Linked DNA regions of Mus musculus: region 2 is linked to region 1. A link is a loop called in an ENCODE intact Hi-C map of the cell type or tissue named here. Cell type or tissue: left cerebral cortex. All regions are shown on one strand.

Region 1 (2,500 bases):
GCAAACCAAAGCTGCCTCTTCTTCACCCCCCACGCAGGGATGAATGTCAGGAGCCTCAGGTTTCCCTAAATATAGGTCCCGGCCGCGGGATTCGTGGTGGGGAAAGGGCAGGGGTTACCGAGAAGGTCTGGGACACTGGTGCGGGGGTGTGTAGGGGAGGGGTGGGGAGTAGGAGCTGCCTTAAAACCCAGCCCTGGACTGCCGGGCTCACTCTCTGCTGACCGGGCTCTGCGGCTTCTGTCACTGCGCCACAGGTGGGCCGCTATCCGGATTGCAGGATGGGAATGGGGGTTGCGGATTGGGACCTGAGGAAACTGAGTGCTCTGAGAGTTACAGGGTGACAAGAGAGCTCCGAGACGGATTTTTTTATTTTGGAGAAGGAAATCAGGTTCGGGAAAGACCTGTCTGGCTTGGGCCAGTCCTTGTCGGTCATTTCCTCAAACTGGGTGTGTTTAGCTCGCGGGTGGTGCCTCCCGCCAATCTGCTAGGCAACGCCAGGCCTGGATACGCCACTCAGTTCCGATGTGGCCGGCACACTAGTTCTGGGAGGTTTTGCCTGCGTACCATGTCAGCTGCGCCGTGCTCTGGCCAGGGAGAGATGGAACGCGCCCTGCATTTTAGTCAAGCGACGAAGCAGGCAGGCAGGGAGGCTCCGAAGCTCTGCGTTCTTAGCAGTGACGTCAGGCTGCAACTACACAGCCGGAAGCCAGGGGTCTTGGAGGAGAGGCCAGCCACCATCTCACTCTGACCCCCTCCCTACTCTTCGCCAACCCACATTCCGGCTGAGTCACGATGTTCGCGCGCGCGCCAGGCAGGGGTTGGGGGGGGGGGTGTTGGGGGGGGGGGCCTGGTGACCTGCGGGATGTGGCTCGAGTCACGTCCTAGCGGGGCGGAGGAGGGATCGTGTTCTAGCCGCTTGTCTCCTCCCCAGTGCCGCCTCCTATCGGAGCATCTTGGGGCGGTGCTGCGCACAGTGCCCACCTTCAATTGGACGGTTCCCGTCCCTGCAAGGGAAAAAACCTGCAGAGGGCGGAGCGGCGCCTTTAAATGTCCGGGGCCCCGCCTCCCGTCCCCCCCAACCCAGCTGAATAGGCTGCGTTCTCTTGGAACGCGCAGCAGAACGAGGTTCTGGTGACCCTAGCCGCGTTCGCTCCTTAGTCCTTTCGCCTACCCACCGGCGTACCAGGCAGACCCACCCCGTCCTGTGCCAGGTGAGCGCCATTTGACACGTGCTCGGGGAAGGGTCTATGGGGTTAGGATCTTGGGCCGGTGGCGGGCAGTGCAGAGCCGTCTTCCCCACGGCCCCTCACTTCTCCTTTTTCTACCCCCACGCTTGCCCCCAGCCCGGGTTCTCCGGCCTGCGCCCTGGCGGTTCGCTGCGCCACGCAGCAACTCAGCGCGCTGAGTCATGCCGGGGGAGGAAGCAAGATGAGGTGGAAAAACAGACCCCTCTTTATTTTTGCAAAAACTCTCCGCTATGCAAAGCATCAGGGTCCCATTTCCTATTCAAGAGATCTCAAGAAGCGATGGGGAGACGGGGGCGATCGGCTCTTACACCGTCTCAGGATTTACGCGATGGGGTGGAGGAAATTGGTTTCCTTTCGGGGGAGCCCCAGGAGAGAAGGCTAAACTCCTCAGCTGCAGTACTCTGTTGCCCATTAACACTTTACTATCTTTCCTTATCTGTGACCTTGATTCTGAGTCTGGAACCGCTGTAGCGTAGAAGTGCACGTGCCTCGTACATCCTTTCCCTCCCCTTCTAACAGTATGGAGGCAAAGGTTTCGTTCTACCTGGGCTCCATAGCCCCTTTTCTGTGCTTCTGATGGCCCTGTGTTTTTCCTAATAATTAATCCTTTTCCTCGAGCTCCTCCCCCGCAACCATCACGAAGAGAGAAGCCTGACCTTGGGGTGTCCTTGAAGCCTGGGCCGGCCCTGGGTGGATTAGAAGGGGCCCCCCCACCTCAGTCGGGAAATCTTGGTTCTCTCTTAACTCTCGCCTTTGGGTTGCTATGTGGCTTTGAGCACAGATCATTTCTTTCTTGGGCTCTTTCAGATGAGGGTATTAGGCTCTCTGCCCTATTCGTGATCCTTAAATTCTAAAATATTCCCGGTTCAATTTTGTTTCTAGGCAAGGTGACCCATGGCAACGCGCAGGCCAGATGGGTCCAGCTTCAACATGACCCGCCTGTCCCTGGCTCTGGCTTTTTCCTTTCCCCCAGTTGCCAGTGAGCAACCCCACTCTGAGCTGGGCAACACCCAGCAACAGACAGAGTTAGGAAAGGTACAGGAAGAGGCAGGTCTAGTATAGGGAAGTCGGGAGTAGGGGAGAGCTCTGGGACAGGAAGTATCCCAGGACCCTCAGGGAGTGGGGCAGGGGAGGTGGGGGCTAGTGCCCTGGCCTCCAGGGAAGCTTTGTTACCGGGGAGACCATGGGATGGTCCAACTAAGCGCTGGTCTCTGTCTGCCTCCCTCACCCAGGAAAGCACTGCCACCGGCACC
Region 2 (2,500 bases), 300 kb after region 1:
CTTTAAATTAATTCCATTTTTCCGCTTATGATGGGTTATTAATCTGAAGTGTAGATTTGGACTCATCTGTACTGCTATATTCAATTTCTTAGTGTCTACCCAATCCTAGATTTAATTTTTGGATTATGTTATCAATAAAGGGATTTTAGGTTAACATTCCATGACAAAGTCTGGCTGTGCTGATTTATGTCTGAATCATAGCACTCAGAAGGCAGACAGATCTCTGTGAGTTTTAAGACCACCATGGTATACACAAGGAGTTAAAAGCCAGCTACAGCTATAGAGTGAGGATTTCAGGCTCCAATCAAGCTCCATTTTTTCGTATGTCCTGTCAGATCCATTTCGTCTGTATAGAAATCCATTTTCCTGCCCTCTGTGTTTTACCAAGTACCTTTGCTCAAATTATATAAATCTTCCACTAGCTTGAGCTTTGAGTGGCTTAGTTACCCAAAGCATGGACTTTTCCATCAACTTTTCCTTTTGAAACAGGGTCTGCCCAGCTGACCTGATATTTATTATACAATGCAGGATAGCCTCAAACTTTTGATCCTCCTACCTTCCCTTCCTAGTACTGGAATTAAAGTTCTGAAGCACCATAGCTGCCCTAATTTTGAATGAGGGCTGCCTTAATAGGCAAGCACTATACCACGGTTTTCTAACCGTGTCTTGCTATGCAGCTGGATTCTGTAATATACTCTTAGTCAGTCTGGCTTTCAGACGGCTTGTATTGCTACTGTTCAGGGGGTCGCTCTCCCTGAAAGAATCACTGAATTTCAATTTAGAATTGGGCACATTTGTTGGGATGCACATATGCTCAGAATAGTCATTCTGACGCTCATTAATATTTTAAAGCAGTTAAGATGGAGAGCAGCACCTTTAAAAACCCACCTGCCTTAAGTTACCTGTACTAGGTTTTTCCAGTCCTAGGGATTTTTTTTTTTCTCTTGCTCCCGAGACTCCGCCCACCGGTCACCCAGTGGCGGAAGAACCTCACGCTACGACGTGACACCTCACACCACCGCGGAGACTTTCTGACGTTACGCTGGCGGCGTGGGAGGGGCGGGTCCGCCGGCACTTCCCCTTCCCGGCTTTGGCCCCGCCCACCCTCGTTGTGAAGCAACCGCGGCCGCCAGCATTTAAGGTGGCTCAGAACCTAGAGGTGCGCTAAGCGCCTGCGCGGCTCCTTTTCCGCCCCAGGGGCTAGGCCGGTCGGAGCCACGGCTCGAGCCTCTCCTCTGTTCCGGAACTAACCGCCTGGCGGCGCTCCCCGCGCCCCTCCCCCGCCGGCGCTTCCGCCCGCGCTCCTCCCTCTCCTTCTCCAGCGACGCGCACGCGCGCCAGGCCGGCTCGCGCCCTCTCGCTGTCCACCGGCCCGCGAGATCCCCCCTCCCCTTCCGCCTCGCGGCGCTTCCTCGCGCCGCCGTCTTCTCGATCCACCCCTGACACCGCGGGGCTCCCCCCGCCCGCCAACGGCGGGTCCCCTGCTTGGCGATCTCTTTCGCTTCCCGCGCTCTCCAGCAGGGGCCCGGCCCCAGGCCCTCTTTCCCTTCCCTCTTATTTCTCTTCCGGACGCTGCCATCATGTTGAAGCCTCAGCCGCCACAACAGACCTCCCAACCCCAGCAGCCGCCCCCCACGCAACAGGCCGTGGCTCGCCGGTCTCCCGGCGGGACCAGCCCTCCCAACGGCGGCCTCCCGGGACCGCTGACCGCCACCGCGGCTCCCCCGGGGCCTCCCGCAGCGGTCTCTCCGTGCCTGGGGCCTGCAGCCGCTGCCGGCAGCGGACTTCGCCGCGGAGCCGAAAGCATCTTAGCGGCGTCAGCGCCGCCGCAGCATCAAGAAAGGCCAGGGGCAGTGGCTATCGGCAGCGTCAGGTGAGGACGGGGCTTCCTGGCTAGGGAGAGCCCGGGAGGCAGCGCCCCGGCTTGGAGCTGTTGAGGGGGCTCTTGGGGGCCCAGGACCCCGTGAAGGAGGGGGTGGACCCTCGTGCCAACAGGTCGGAGAGAAAGCTCTCCGGGAGGTCTCCAGGAGCCTGGGGGCAGCGCTCGGCTCTCTGGGCCTAGTCACCTCTTGGGGGTCTGGGCCCTGAGGGGAGGCGGGGCGCATCCCGCCAGCTCCGTCGGCAAAGGGTGTTGGGGGGGTTGAGGAGGTGATGGGGTCCCTAGCTCCATTACCACGAAGGATCTCGCGGTCCCCGGCTTCAGCCAATGGGGAGTCAGCTGCATGAAGGGGTCCCCGACTGTAGCCAATGGGGGGGGGGCGCGCGGCCCACAGTTTGGCCAATGGGGAGGGAGGGACTTGGGAGCGGATTGTTCCCTCCTCTTCCCGGTGTAGCCAGTGAGAGGGGGACGGGGTGGGCGGGGGCGCGGAAGCAGCGGCTACTGGGAAGACTGCGGGCTGGGAAGCTCCTGCGCGCGCGCTCCCCGGGCGTACGTGCGCGCGGATGCTGTCTTATGACTCGGGCATTGGCTTGCCCCGGTAACACGTAGAGCAGAGGCGGA

What was found. A loop is a pair of places that touch in the nucleus more often than their neighbours do. Peaks named below come from ENCODE experiments on the same cell type or tissue, not always from the same donor. Only the 100,000 strongest peaks of a DNase experiment are listed, where the experiment ranks them.
Region 2: it touches region 1 in a loop (4-fold over the local background); 3 of 42 quality-filtered maps call a loop at or near these places.

Annotation. Positions count from the first base shown.
Region 1 is chr7:126,797,756-126,800,255 of GRCm38, reverse strand. Aldoa (aldolase A, fructose-bisphosphate) reads left to right here and starts at 1,002. Exons shown (of 9, transcript NM_007438.4): 1 at 1,002-1,211; 2 at 2,480-2,500. In left cerebral cortex, CTCF peaks have their summits at 716 and 945; DNase peaks (open chromatin) are centred at 954, 1,374, 1,928, 2,281 and 1 more place; H3K4me3 peaks cover 2,354 bases; H3K27ac peaks cover 2,350 bases.
Region 2 is chr7:126,502,273-126,504,772 of GRCm38, reverse strand. Atxn2l (ataxin 2-like) reads left to right here and starts at 1,336. Exons shown (of 22, transcript NM_001361487.1): 1 at 1,336-1,873. The coding sequence starts at 1,581. 4930456A14Rik (a long non-coding RNA gene) reads right to left here and starts at 2,339. Exons shown (of 3, transcript XR_869939.3): 1 at 2,174-2,339. In left cerebral cortex, a CTCF peak has its summit at 1,239; DNase peaks (open chromatin) are centred at 1,123 and 2,310; H3K4me3 peaks cover 2,169 bases; H3K27ac peaks cover 2,045 bases.